5 separate regions of the Homo sapiens genome follow, and regions 2, 3, 4 and 5 are each linked to region 1. A link is a contact called in ENCODE Hi-C or POLR2A ChIA-PET data. All regions are on one chromosome and are shown on one strand. The core of a region is the stretch at or near the end of the contact, and the rest is flanking DNA. Distances in the headings are between cores, read along the strand shown.

What was found. A loop is a pair of places that touch in the nucleus more often than their neighbours do. ChIA-PET counts read pairs that join two places held with the same protein, here RNA polymerase II (POLR2A). Pooled maps may share reads with other maps.
Region 2: a pooled map shows a loop between it and region 1 (4-fold over the local background). The contact joins the promoter of NELFCD here to the enhancer-like site in region 1. A Hi-C loop is called at or near these places in 2 of 50 pooled maps. POLR2A ChIA-PET finds 5 or more read pairs at or near these places in 4 of 52 experiments (AG04450, WTC11 and activated B cell).
Region 3: a loop to region 1 is called in a map with no recorded cell type, with 11 times the contacts of the local background. The contact joins two enhancer-like sites. A Hi-C loop is called at or near these places in 7 of 37 single-sample maps with no recorded cell type and 5 of 50 pooled maps.
Region 4: a loop to region 1 is called in a map of sciatic nerve, with 10 times the contacts of the local background. The contact joins two enhancer-like sites. A Hi-C loop is called at or near these places in 2 of 168 maps with a recorded cell type or tissue (GM12878 and sciatic nerve), 5 of 37 single-sample maps with no recorded cell type and 3 of 50 pooled maps.
Region 5: a loop to region 1 is called in a map of GM12878, with 2.2 times the contacts of the local background. The contact joins the promoter of CTSZ here to the enhancer-like site in region 1. A Hi-C loop is called at or near these places in 1 of 168 maps with a recorded cell type or tissue (GM12878), 6 of 37 single-sample maps with no recorded cell type and 4 of 50 pooled maps. POLR2A ChIA-PET finds 5 or more read pairs at or near these places in 3 of 52 experiments (AG04450 and WTC11).

What each region holds. Positions count from the first base shown.
Region 1 is chr20:58,457,060-58,459,759 of GRCh38, forward strand. APCDD1L (APC down-regulated 1 like) reads right to left here. Exons shown (of 4, transcript NM_153360.3): 4 at 2,042-2,700. Among named protein-coding and RNA genes, the nearest start is that of APCDD1L-DT, 57 kb to the right of the region's middle. RefSeq lists enhancers at 1,596-1,735, 1,866-1,975. Within about 2 kb of position 1,437, at least 2 of the 41 ENCODE cell types and tissues checked have a DNase peak (open chromatin) inside an H3K27ac peak, as active enhancers do; they include GM12878, where a contact is called at or near this core.
Region 2 is chr20:58,979,917-58,982,616 of GRCh38, forward strand. It overlaps NELFCD (negative elongation factor complex member C/D), which reads left to right and starts at 1,340. Exons shown (of 15, transcript NM_198976.4): 1 at 1,340-1,453. The coding sequence starts at 1,394. RefSeq lists a silencer at 1,196-1,675 and an enhancer at 1,598-2,098.
Region 3 is chr20:57,680,074-57,682,773 of GRCh38, forward strand. The region is part of intron 1 of PMEPA1 (prostate transmembrane protein, androgen induced 1); the gene reads right to left. Among named protein-coding and RNA genes, the nearest start is that of PMEPA1, 29 kb to the right of the region's middle. RefSeq lists enhancers at 1-63, 64-587, 414-483, 864-973, 1,384-1,443 and 2 more and a silencer at 1,802-1,965. Within about 2 kb of position 1,283, at least 10 of the 41 ENCODE cell types and tissues checked have a DNase peak (open chromatin) inside an H3K27ac peak, as active enhancers do.
Region 4 is chr20:57,482,083-57,484,782 of GRCh38, forward strand. No RefSeq gene overlaps it. Among named protein-coding and RNA genes, the nearest start is that of CTCFL, 42 kb to the right of the region's middle. RefSeq lists an enhancer at 1,258-1,457 and a silencer at 1,748-1,847. Within about 2 kb of position 1,314, at least 2 of the 41 ENCODE cell types and tissues checked have a DNase peak (open chromatin) inside an H3K27ac peak, as active enhancers do; they include GM12878, where a contact is called at or near this core.
Region 5 is chr20:59,005,952-59,008,651 of GRCh38, forward strand. It overlaps CTSZ (cathepsin Z), which reads right to left and starts at 1,303. Exons shown (of 6, transcript NM_001336.4): 1 at 1,035-1,303; 2 at 371-534. The coding sequence starts at 1,177. RefSeq lists enhancers at 555-1,366, 2,047-2,206, 2,227-2,336, 2,477-2,556 and a silencer at 987-1,586.

The DNA of each region.
Region 1 (2,700 bases), core at 187-2,686:
GAGGGACTGGGTTCCATGGGACTGCAGGAGAGCAAGGAGGCCACTGTGGCCGAAATGGAAGGTAGAGGTGTCAGGTGGGCAGGAGGAGGGTCTGTCTGGAAGCTTGGAAGGGTGGTTTTAGGGAATGTCGACAGGTCATTTGTGCTCATGCTGACATCCATTTAAGCGGGGTTGTGTGTGTGAGAAGGAGCAGGCTTTCAGTCTCAGAACCATCAGGAGCGGACTGGAGGCTGCACGCTACTGTTCAAGTCCCCTCTTGAAGTGGGAACAGCTCTTCCCTGCTTGTCTCCGGTCTGCGATGCTAATGGGTATGAATCAGCCCTGACCAGGCCCTGATGCAGTGCTACATTCTGCGTCAGAAAGCTCCAGTCCCTCGTGTCTGAGTCACCTGTGCCCCCAGGAGAGGATGCACAGACCAGGGCCACGTGCTGGTGGGCCTGCGTCACCAAGCCACACACTGCTGTTCAGCCCGGTAGCACCGCTGGGAGATTAAAAGCATGCGCTTAGTGAAAGGCAAAGAGCTTCTTTTGATAACCAGCATCTGTTAGTTAATGGACCTCTGAGAGCTGTATACAATTTCAACTTTTTATTAAAGAAAAAAAGCTCATTTGCTCTCCTGGGAGTTGCACAATGAAATTATCAACTGCATGGGCTTCCCACCCACCCCCCACCTTTCAACGTGACTGAACATGCAATGGAGAACATTAATTTTATCTGGAAATAGGACTCTAGGCTTTCCTCCCCGTCTGTAGATGAGAGCGCTCTCACGTTTTATGTGAAGGGCAGAGACTTAAGGGGCGGGAGCAAAGGGCTGGAAGGAAGGCTTGGTGCCCATGGGCCTCTGGCCCTGTACCAGACAGTCTCAGCCCCTCAGCCTCTGAAATGACCCCTTCCTTTATCAGCCCAGAGTCTTGGAAGCCCTGACCTTCTGCCTGGGAGAAAAGGGATGGTTGCCCTTTCTTCAGCCTTCGTAGCTCCGAGCAGCATCACCTGCCCCCAAACTAACAAGCCCCAGCGAGCAGAGAGCAACTAAGTCCAACTGAGGGGATCCAGGAAGCTGCTGTCCTGCTCAACACACTCCTTCTCATTAGGGATGGCATCCCACGAAGCAACACTAAATTGCCTTCCCCAAATAAAATCAAGGAATCCTATTCCCTCCAAGAGTGAGGAGGACACCCCAAGCCCGTGGGCTGTGATACAGAGGCCCGGATCTCAGGCTCTGGAGCCCAGCCCCTTCTCTCTGTGCCTTAGTGTCCTCGCGCGCAAGACGCAGAGACTCACACACCTCTCACTGACTCAGCTGGGCCTCTCGAGGGTCGCTGAATCTGGTAGATGGAGGTGATCCGTTCACGGGTCTCAGTGTGAGGCTTAACAGGGATAACCAACATTTACTGAGTCACATATTTATTGAAGTTCTTTCTACCATGCACCAGGCACACTGGACCCTTCCGGAAAGATCGCAGGAAGCGAGTCAGAGCCGAGTCTTTTTCGTTGGAGCTTACATTCTAGGCAAATAAGGTCATTTCCGCCAGTGATCAGTTTTCATGACAAAGAACATACAACTGTGATGCAGTGGACTGACAGAAGGACCAGGGAAATGGGGCTGCTCTTTGGGATGCGAATGGTGACATCTTCAGGAGACAACATCTGGTCTGAGACTTGATTGAAAAGAAAGTGCTCAACTTCTGAAGGTCTGGGGGAAGAGAGGCTAGGCGGAAATCAGGGCTTGTGCAAAGGCCCCAAGGCAGCAAGAGCTCCTGTGATCAAGAAACAGAGAGAAGGCCAGTGTGGCCGGGGCATGTGGAGGCGTGGCTGAGCCTTGCAGGCAACAGCGAGCCAGAAGTCGGGCTTTTATTCTGAGTGCAGTGGAAGCCCCTGGGGGGTTTTCAGCAGGACAGGCAGTGGCATGAAAGCAGAACTGAGAGAGCTGGGGTTTACCTCCACTGGTTTTATTCTCTTTCACACATTCTCTGGAAGACACTCCACTTCCTTTCTTTAGAACTGTAATTCCCTTGGTTGACTTTAATAACCAGCAAGAACATTTTTCAGGCTGTTTAATTTTATTAAAAGGTTCAAATTTGATGATAAATGGTGGCATGGTTACTTCAAGCTTCGGATACAAGACCTGCTCAGCCGTGGACATATCATCGACACCCACTGCCATCCCCACCAGGAGCTCCCCCAACCCTGATGTAGTCTGAGACCGTAAATAATGTAATGATTTCTTGTACTTTGGTAAATATGCCAGGAACACTTGTAGCTGTCTGAGAGCTACAGAGAATACTAACTTGGTGGGCTTTTTTTTTTTTTAAGAGGAAGGATGGGTAATAAGTGGAAGCAATTTCAGCAGGCTGACTGAACCCCACACAGTCTCAGGGAGGAAAAGGGCTTCCCTCTGAAACCATCATTAACCTCACAGACAATTGTTCAAAATCTGTGATAAGAGCTAGAGATAGGGATCAGGAGGAGGAAGGAGGGGGTGAGTCATTGGCCCCCAGTCCTGAAAACCCTTGGGCCCACCAGGATGCCAGTTAATTTCACAGTGTACAGATGAGGCCCTGGGAACATGGGCAGAGTCCCTGGGGAGGCACAGCCTGTTCCCACCATGATGACAGTCCCCTCTGAGCAGAGGACACCAATATATTAGGATTATGGCAAGGAGGCTGGGCAAGGCGGAGCTGCCTAGATGTCGCCATGTAG
Region 2 (2,700 bases), core at 90-2,589, 520 kb after region 1:
ATCACGCAATATACCAATGTAACAAACCTGCACACGCACCGAATCTAAAATTAAAACAAAACAAAAACACAACAACCAAACAAAAACCTTTCCGTGATCATCAGGAGGCTGTCATATTCTCACCCCCTACTTCACGCTGGGAATCGAGCTGCGGGCTTTACAACAGCGTCAGCTGCTCCCTTTGGCAACGACCAGAGAGGTCCTTTCTCCAGAGATTTTTGTCAGCTCTGGGCACTTTTGCTTTGTGGGCCTATCTTCCACTTTATAAAAAATTAAAAATGCTACTTTCCACTGCATTCAGTACTTTTTCTTCTCTTTTCTTTTTTCTTTTCTTTTCTTTCTTTCTTCTTTCTTTCTTTTTCTTTTTCTTTTTTTTTTTTTTTTTGACACAGTTTCACTCTGTTGCCTAGGCTGGAGTGCGGTGGTGTGATCTTGGCTCACTGCAACCTCCACCTCCTGGGTTCAAGCGGTTCTCGTGACTCAGCCTCTTGAGTAGCTGAGACTACAGGCGCCCGCCACCATGCCCAGCTAATTTTTGTGTTATTAGTAGAGAAGGGGTTTTACCATGTTGACCAGGCTGGTCTCGAACTCCTGACCTCAGGTGATCCGCCCGCCTCGGCCTCCCAAAGTGTTGGGATTACAGGCGTGAGCCACCGTGCCCTGCCCTTTTTATGTATGTATTTATTTATTTGAGATAGGGTCTCGCTCTGTCGCTCAGGCTGGAGTGCAATGGTGCGATCTTGGCTCACTGCAACCTCCGCCTCCCGGGTTCAAGCGATTCTCCTGCCTCAGTCACCCGAGTACCTGGGATTACAGGCGCATGCCACCACGCCCGGCTAATTTTTGTATTTTGAGCAGAGACGGGGTTTCACCATGTTGGCCAGACTGGCCTCGAACTCCTGACCTCAAGTGATCCGTCAGCCTCGGTCTCCCAAAGTGCTGGGATTACAGGCGTGAGCCCCCACGCCCGGTCGCGTTTAGTACTTTTTACCAAAACTAAAAGAAATTAAAACACTTTCGTGGGTCCTGGACACTTCCGGAAGGATTTGTTTCCAGCTGCCAGATGAGGAAACTGGGGCTCGCAGAGCCGGCGCCGCAGGGGAGGGGCTGTGCACGAATCCAGTGGGAAACCTCTCTCCGGAGCTAAGCCCCTGGTCCACCCGGGCATCGCTCCGGGATCGACTGGGGGCGTTCCTTCCGCCGGTCCCCTTTGTTCCCAGTGCCGAGCCCGCGGCCCTGCCCTTCCTCCAGGCCCCGCCCCTTCTTCCAGGCCCCGCCTCCCGCCCGGGCCGAGGCGCGCGGCCGCGCGTGCGCCCGCCCGCCCGTCCCCGCCTCGCGCATGCGCCGCGCTCGCTCGCGGGAGGGCATGGCGGGGGCCGTGCCGGGCGCCATCATGGACGAGGACTACTACGGGAGCGCGGCCGAGTGGGGCGACGAGGCTGACGGCGGCCAGGTGAGGCGGGGCACTGGGCGCACCCTAGAGAGAATCGTTCGTCTCCGCCGCCGGCGGGCCGGCCCCACTCCCGGAGAGGCCGCGCGGCGCGAGGCTGCGGGCGTGCGGGGGGTGTGCGCGCGCACGGCCCGCGCGGTCACCGTGTGGTTCAAGCACAGCCCGCCCCGCCCCCGCCCGCCCGGGGTCCCGCGGCGCGGCCGCCGGGGTCCCCGCCTCCTCGCCTGCAGGACCTTGGGGTGGGGGTGAGGCGCCGGAGGCTCTGGCGCGGGGCGGCCCGAGGCCCCCAGTACCCCCTCGCTCCGGCCAGGCCCGGCGCCGGCCCTGCGACCCCCGCGGCGGGCGGGACACCAACGCTAAGGTGGAGGGTTGGGTCCGGAGCTCACAGACTTTTAAACAAAAATAAAGTGGAAAAACTTCACAGCAGCATCATGAGGAAAAAGTAGAACTTAGGGCATTCCTACATGTGCTTTACTGTTTTATAAACTGTACTCTTCAGCACCTTGGGCTGATTTCATCTGTTTTTGGGCAAACTGATGGAAAGGATTTTCGGGCCTTGACCTTCCAGGGTTTGGGGTGGAAGCCCAGGAGGGATCACTGTTCCACCCTGAGGACAGGGACTGCAGAGCCAGGGCAGGTAGCTCTAGTCTGGACAGTGTGTCCCCACCTTACTCTAAAGACCCAACTGAGGCGCATGATTGAAATGTAGCTTCTCACGTCCCTCCCCTGGAGACGGCCCAACAGTTGGTCTGGACGGGAGCCTGGGAACTTGCATTTTTTTTTTTTTTTTTTTTTTTTTTTTTTTTTGTGGTGGAGTTTCGCTCTTGTTGCCCAGGCTGGAGTGTAATGGCGCCATCGCGGCTCACTGCAACGTCTGCCTCTCGGATTCAAGCGATTCTCCTGCCTCAGCCTCCCGAATAGCTGGGATTACAGGCACCCACCACCATGCCCAGCTAATTTTTAAAATTTTGAGTAGAGAGGGGGTTTCACCTTGTTGGCCAGGCTGGTCTCAAACTCTTGACCTCAGGTGATCCACCCACCTCTGCCTCCCAAAGTACTGGGATTACAGGCGTGAGCCACTGCTCGTGGCCCAGGAACTTGCATTTTTAACAACAATCAAGATTGGGGATGTCTGGTGCATTTTGAAGTGGTATTATAAGGGAATAAAGGATGAAGTGGGGCTTACGTTGATAAACATGGGTGGTGGTGTGATGGCGGCTTCGGAGCCATGGTCTAAAATGCCAAGGCGG
Region 3 (2,700 bases), core at 33-2,532, 780 kb before region 1:
TCTGGCTTGCACTGCAAGCCCCAGGGAACCGTCGGGGGATGAGTGGATGGTAAAAACGACTTCTGCCCGTCAGACACTCAGACACACCAGCGGGGAGAGCTGCAGCCACTCCAGCTTTAGCTGGGTTGTGCTAAGAGCTTTAAGTGCATTATATCATTCAAAGCTCCCAAGGAGCCGCTTTGGGGAGTCCCGTCAACACCCGCATTCTGCAGATGAAGGGACTGGGACCTCAAGGGCAGCTGCTAGGGCTAAGGTGTGGTTCTTCTACCGGAGATGATTTTGCCCCAGGGGACATCTGGCCATATCTGGAAACACTTGTGGTTGCCACAACTGGGAGGGGGTGTTACTAGCATCCAGTGGGCGAGGGGAAGTAGCTAAACATCCACCCTGCCACGCACAGGGAAGTCCCCCACAGAAAAGAATTATTGAGCCCAAACGTCAGCACCAAGGTCGAGAAACTCTGGATTAAATCAGATGATAGTGAATATCTCAGGCACAGTGCCGGGTGCATAGTGCTTGCTCAATAAACATTAGCTAGGCAACAGCTGATTCCTAATTAGGCCTCAATGTGAAGACAGAAGCAGGGACTGAAACCACACACAACCGGTTTGAAGAATAACAACAACTTAGTCTAAAAACATCTGCTTTGAAAGCAAACGCTTAGGAAAGGGCAGTTGTTCATTTCACACTTGGATTGTACATTTCTGTAGGCTGGAGTCGCAACCACCTTGATCACCGATCAACGCACACTGGCACCAACCACCATGCCAGACACACAGGAGGCACTTCGTAAATGCTTGTGAAATGAATACATGGGTGAGGGAAAGTGGCGGAGAGCAGTCTGCGTGAGGACGTAAGCACAGGTCCTTCTCTGGAGGCAGGAGAATGAAAATCATCCCACGGGTCGGGGCCGGGTCAGTGAGGAAGGGAGGGAAGGAGTTCTGAGAATGTCAATCTGCAGGACAACTTCTAGTTTCCACCTTTTGCATGAGGGATTTCCAAGTGCCCCAGGGCCTGGGAGTCCCCATTCATCAACCCTGGGTGCTACCAGGGACAGGGCCCATTGTGATTTGTGAGGCCTGCCTGAGTGCTGGTGGGGCAGGGGTGAGGCAGGCGCCCATGCTCCTTCCTGACCTCTCCAGCACGCTCCATCCACTTGCATGGAATCACGGCAGTGGGGAATGAGAAACACCCCTCCATCACTGCCACTGGGAACCCCCGTCCCTCCAAACCTGCCGCCTGCCTGAGCTCCTGAGGGCACCCTCACCCTGCATGGGCCTCCTTCCTGCCAGGGAGGGAGCCCTGTGCGAGGCAACCAGGGGTTGCCCCGGAGCCAGTCCCACTTCTGCCATCTGCGGGTGACAGCGAGAGACCTCTCTAGGGTGTCCCCTGCCTGAGACGACCGTGAGGATGGTGTGGCGCTGCCTCTTACAAGGGTGGTCCCAGCATCAAGAAGGGAACGGCCCTCCCAGACCTTTCACTGCTTAAAATAACCAACTTTTTAATTTAGCAACCATTGTCGTTTCACGTTCAATTCTGTAAGCAATAATAGAGCTCTCCACGTACCCTCCACCTCCTCCCCTGCTGGCAGCACCTTACAAAACTCGATTCTCTGTGGTTTTCCCAGAATCAGAACTTGTGTACGCTTTAGTCACCCCCTCATTTTACAGAAGAAGGAACTGCAACCTGGTCAGTCCCCCCTCAAGGTGACACGGCCAGCTGGGAACTGGACATGGCCACCACACCTAGCTTAGCAGACCTCACCCTCTCGGCTTCTCCTCTCTGCCTGAGGTACTCCCCCCAAGGTCTTCCCACCGCTGACTCCTTCTCATCCCTCATTCTCAGCACAAGGTCAGCCCTGCTGAGAGACCCTCTCAGACCAATAAAGCAGCCCCCAGGCACAGTCATGTGACACTGTCGAATCTCCTCCTCCGTTCAGTATCTGACTCTGTTTCCCATCTGCACCAGACTAGTAGCTCCCTGAGGGCAGGCTCAGGCCTGTTCCATTCACCAGGTCCTCCCATCTCCAGTGGCACAGGGAAGGAGCTCACCTACTGGATAAATGAACAGAAGATGGGTGATTCGCCCAAATACCGGGTCTGTCCTCCTTCCTTAGGTCACTATTACACACAGACAGACACAGCTACCTTCGATGGGAGGTGACGGCGTAGCAAAGGCTCCCAGTGGGAATGAAGGCTTGAGCTGAGTGTGAATGGTGCTCAGAGCGGGGGACCAGCTCCACCAGCGGTTCCCTGTGTGACCTTGGGCAAGCTGTTCTCTGAGCCTCGGTGGTTTCATCCATAAAATGGGGAAATGACAGCCCGCTGCCCTTGCATACCTAAGCACAAAGTCACTGGTAACTAGGGGCCCAGGTTCTGGGTCTCCCTGGAGTGTCGGGGTCCTAGGCGCCGGCCCAGAGGAGTTTCAAAGTCAGCCTTTAACTGCCCTCCCAGTAAAGAGGCTGCTGAATGCTACAGAGCAGGCTCCCGTGCCCACCGCCCCACACCTGGAAGACGAAAGGACACGAGAAGGAGAGGCACAGCTGCGTCGCTGGCTGTGACCCACACTCCTCCAGTTTTTGATTTAAAAAAAATCCCTGAAACAGCACCCACTCCCTGTCAAGTCTGTGTCCCCATCGCCAGCAGAAACCAACTCCTCCTGGAGGAAGGAAAGTTCAATGGATGAGCTATAAATATTTCT
Region 4 (2,700 bases), core at 64-2,563, 980 kb before region 1:
GCAACAGGAAGGAAACAGGAAGGAGAAGGGGAGGAGAGGGGGAGGAGAGGGGGAGGAGAGGGGGAGGAGAGGGGGAGGAGAGGGGGAGGAGAGGGGGAGGAGAGGGCAAGGAGAGGTCTTCGGCATCCTTATGGTGAAAACCACATTTTCTCCTCCCCATTTCCCTGGTAGCTGGGAAGCGCATTCAATTAACGTGTATTGATTGGCTTGAGGAAATCGGGCTCCCAGAAGTCTAGGGCCTTGCTTAAGGTCACCTAGCGGTGGGGCAGGAACTGGGACACAGTTTTAATTTGACTCCGGAGCCCTGGACTGGCCTTGTAATTGGTACTTCTTGTGCAGTGCTCACGGACACCTCAGCTGAATGAAGGCCGTGCAGGTGGCTGGACAGAAACGCCCTGTAGCCCGCATCCCTCACGTTCAAGGCTTCTGTTTTTTCAGCACTCATTTCTAAGTGGCTTGCAGCCTTGCAAGATGAATTGTGGAAGTGCATGGGCACAGTACTTAAAAACATAGAGTCCCGAGCTGAGGCAGGTCTGCCCTTTCCAGTTATTTTCCAATCCTTGTGATTACAAAGAGGTTTCTTATTTAGGGGTGAGCCTGACTTTCACACTCGGGCAGGCTCCACTGGCAGCCAGCCTCCTGTGTCCCAGCCTCCAACAGAAGTTAAAGACACGAGGAGGGTTCAATGCATTCACTTTGGGGGATCCCTCCTGCTTATTAAGAAAATGATTTTCCATTTTTGGTAACAGTAGAGTTTTCTTTTAAAATTATTTAAGTAAATTTGGGGAGCAAATGCTACAGATAGTTATGGAAGGCATCCTGAGCTGATGGGCAGTTGCTGGATTTGATGGGAAACCAGGATCCAATTCAATTTCCCAGAGAACCCGAGGCCTGGCGCGGGCAGGGAGGGTCAAGGAAGGGAGGAGCCCAGGGTCCGGCCCTCGGCCCCAATCAGGGAATGCAGCTGCCTCAGAAAATGCTGGCTTTCATATGTCAGGGACAAAAGGGACCCTTTTTTCTCCCCTTTTTTTAGTTAGAAGGAAACCTTTGAGCCATTTATAAAGACAGGCTCGCTGACTTATGGGAAAGTGGGCTTCTCTACTGTCATTTACTAACTGGTATGCTTTAGCTCTGTGTCCCCACCTGAATCTCATCTTGAATTATACTCCCATAATTCCCACGTGTTGTGGGAGGGACATGGTGGGAGATCATTTGAATCATGGGGGCAGTTTCCCCCATACTGTTCTCATGGTAGCGAATAAGTCTCATGAGATCTGACGGTTTGATCGGGGGTTTCCGCTTTTGCATCTTCCTTATGTTCTCTTGCCGCCGCCAAGTAAGAAGTGTCTTTCACCTCGCGCCATGATTGTGAGGCCTCCCCAGCCATGTGGAACTGTAAGTCCAATTAAACCACTTTTACTTTCCAGTCTCGGGTATGTGTTTATCAGCAGTGTGAAAACCGACTAATACGCTAACTGTCATGTGTCTGGACGTGCGAAAAATCCCTAAATGGGTGAGAATCATGTGTTTCTGCTACAGTCTGTTTCAGCAATGCAAGTCTTGGGATGGATTAGATCAACCTTAAGTAATAAGAACAAACCCAGTCTTCAGAAAACTTTTGGGGGTTCCAATAGCATTTACCATGGGGCCTGGTGAAACATGAGCTTTGTTTCATCCGGCTGCTGCTTTGCGGGAGGATGGAGCAGAGCAGGAGGGGGCATGGCTCCAGACAGGTCGGGAACATTCTCAGAGTTGGGCCCCTGGATGACCCTGTCCTGGTCAATGCAAATACAGAGCCCCACCCTGGCAAGAGGGGAGAGGCACTGCCGTGATTTCAGTTTGTCTTCTGTCATGTTCTGGTGACCTCTCAACAGTGCTGTGGTCCTTGGGGCATGTGCACTGGGAGTGGGGGGCTTTTCGCTCACCTCTGAGGAGATCCTTTCTCCCTCCAGTGTCGATTCATTCTCACTTAATTAAACTTCAAGTTTTAAAAATGAGAACTGTCCAACCCAAGTGTCATCAATAGATAAACAGATAAACAAAATGTGATCCCCCTCATGCAAAGGAAAATTATTCACCCTTAAAAAGGTAAAAAAATTCTGACACAGGCTACAGCATGGATGAACCTCAGTGAATTATGCTCAGTGAAATAACCCAGGCACATAGAGTAGTGAAATTCATAAGGGATGGGAAGGAGAATGGAGGTCTCCAGGGGCTGGGTGGAGGGGGATACGGAGTTAATGTTTAATGGGGGCAGAGTTTCAGTTCGGCAAGATGAAAAGAGTTCTGGAGATGGGAGTACAACAAGGGGAATGTGCCTAACACCCCTGAACTGTACGTATCATGGCTAAGATGGCCAATTTTCTTTTTTTTTTTTTTTAAGATGGAGTCTTGCTCTGTCGCCCAGGCTGGAGTGCAGTGACGTGATCTCGGCTCACTGCAAGCTTCGCCTCCTGGGTTCACACCATTCTCCTGCCTCGGCCTCCTGAGTAGCTAGGACTACAGGCACCTACCACCACGCCTGGCTAATTTTTTTTTTTTTTTTTTTTTTTTTTTTTTTTAGTAGAGACGGGGTTTCACTGTATTAGCCAGGATGGTCTCCATCTCCTGACCTCGTGATCTGCCTGCCTCGGCCTCCCAAAGTGCTGGGATTACAGGCTTGAGCCACCGCGCCCGGTAAGACGGCCAATTTTATGTGTA
Region 5 (2,700 bases), core at 53-2,552, 550 kb after region 1:
CTTTCATCTGTGCTGAGAAGCAGTTTACTTCTGTATCCTCAAATACAGCCTGGGGACTCAGTGATTTTGCATTTCTGTTTCTATCCCAATGGCTGAGGTCACAAGCTTTGGGGGAGAGAGGGCACCTGGCAGCCACTTGTCACTGGGATTCAGTCCTAGTCCTGCCTGTCACCCAAAAGCCCCAGAATGACCCAGCTTGGGTCACCTCAGCAGAGGGCAAAGGCCCGCGCTCCTCGGCCTTAGCACCCCAGCCCAGGCTGACCTGGCCTTGAATCACAGGCCCCTGGAACCGCGGGCTGAGCTGCCTGGGCCTATAAACAGGCAGCCGGGATGGGCTTTCCTGGCCCACAGTCAAAGGGCGGCCACTCACCCGCCATAGCGCTGGTGCTGGCGTGGGCCCAGCAGGAGCCGCAGTATTGGGGGATGTGCTGGTTCCGGGTGATGCTGGCATAGTTGACACCATCCACATTGCGCCAGTCCCAGCTCTTGGGCAGATCCGCTGGGGACAGGTACTCATGAGGCCGGGGGTATGTGCTGAGAAGAGATCATCCCCACCCAGATCGGTGCTGGGGCTCCCGGGGGCCGTGGGCCCAGGAAGCCCTCGGTAGGGCCCTCCCGCCTTTCCCAACACCTGAGGGCATGGGAGTGGGGCCACAATCACCAGAGGTGAGCCAGGTGTGGGCCCACCTCACACTAGGAGGCTCCAGCGCTCTCAGAATGTGAAGGAGGCAGGGCACCCCCGAAAGGAGGGAACCGGGTTGCTCCCCCAGCCATGCCGCGCCGTAAGGGCCACCCCCAGAGGCCGAGGAGGTGGGGCTGGCCTGGCTTTCTGGCCAGGTGGGGCTTGTCCAACCCCACAAACATCAGGGCTCACCCTGGATGTGGAAGAGAAGGAGCGACCCCCAAAACGAAGCGGCTGGATCTGACCTTCCAAGGCCTGTTGGCGACGCAGGGCCCCCAGGAGGCAGAGCGCGCGCCTGGCCCGGGCGATGGGCCTCCCGTCCCCCCAGGGCTGCCTCCCCGCCGGTGCCCACCTGCGCCCCAGCGGAGCCAGCCCGTCCCCCCGCAGAGGCCGGTAGCAGGTCTGTCCCCGGCGGAAGTAGAGGCCGCCCTGCGCCGCGCCCGCCAGCAGCACGAGCAGCAGAAGCGGCCGCCACCCTGGCCCGCGCCTCGCCATGGCCCCGCGCCGGCTCCTGGGTCCCGCTCCGGATCCCGCTCCGAGTCCCAGATCCCGCGCCGGCTCCCGCTCTGGATCCCGCCCCGGCCTCGGCCTCGGCCCAGCACCCGGCCGACCCCGCACTTTGGGCCCCTGCCCCGCCCGGCCCTTAAGGCTGCGGCGGCCAGGCCGGGACACTCCCCCGGGGCGGGGCTGTCCCATCGCTGCTCCTGCCCCGCCCGGTGACCCCTGCCCTCCCCGCCCGGCTCCGCGCCCCGCTCCCTCCCTGGCTCCGGGGCACCTGAACTCGCGGGCCAGGCGCGAGGTCGCCGGGCAGACCCCAGCCTGACCCCGCCGCCGGCCGCCGCCCTGAGCGCGGGACTGTCCGGCTGGACTCATTTGCCGGGGTTCCTGGCTTCGGGGTGGGGGGCCGCAGGCTCATGGGCCCCCTTGGCCCTGCATTCCTGGGGCCCTGAGCCCTGGGGAGAGGCCCCCAGCCTCACATCTGGGCCCAGGCCTCCCCTAGGAAGGGATCCTGGGATGCGGCCACCGCCCCCAAAGAAGGGTCCCCGCGCCTGGCTTTCTAAACCCCTTTTCCCAAAGGCCCAGGCCCTTTCGGGGGGACGGTTCCCTTTTGCAGAGAAGGAAGGAGGGATCCTTCTAGAAAATGCCCCAAAGGAAGATTCCACTTGGCGCAGGCATCAGGAGTTATCCAATGTGACTTCCAAAGACGCCTTGAAAAGGTTTTCTGCTAACGAAACTCTTCTTAGTCAAATGAGGAACCAAAAGCAGAAGTGGCCCCCCAGGACGTGGTTTTGTAACTGGGGGAGGGCTTCTCGCTCCCTGCGGCCCCTCTGTTTGTCATGGCCCTTGGGCCCACACCATGGCCTTCTTCTCTGGTAAGAACAGGGCCCGGCATTCTGGGCTGCGACCTGACAGGCCCCTGCTGGGGGCCCTTGGCACAGGGCCCACAGATGAGCTTGCCTGACTCTCTCCATACTCAGTGGCACTCACCACATTCCAAGCGTGCCACGTGGGCAAGGGGAAGTCACAGTGGCTGCCTCCTGACTTCCAGAAGCTTCCATGACCATTCCCGGAAGCGCTGAGGTGGCCATGGAATCCCCGCATGACTGTCCGAGTGGAGAGCAAGGCTGGAGAGCTGCTTCGTCAGCCCAGAAGTTTCAGTCCTTGTTCCCCAAAAAGTGGTCACTGAGGCAAAGTGTGGCCCCGGGGCTCTACCTACTGATGTGTCTCTTATTTGTTTGGCAAGTCGCTCATGGAAACCATTAGTGTCCATCAGTCATCAGAAGGCGGGGTGGGGTGGCCATCCTGGGAGAAGTCCCCAAGCTTGAGCTGGCGGTGGGGGTGGGAGCGAGGCCTCCCAACCTCTGGGCATAAAAGGAGTGGAAAGAGAATTGCCAAGAGGGGGCCTTTCTTCCTCCCATGTCAACCCTCTGGCCTCCCTGACTATAGGAGCTGGGTCCTTGTGAGGAAGAAACCCAGACACAGCTGCCCTTGCCAGGTCATCAGGTGGCATCTACCAA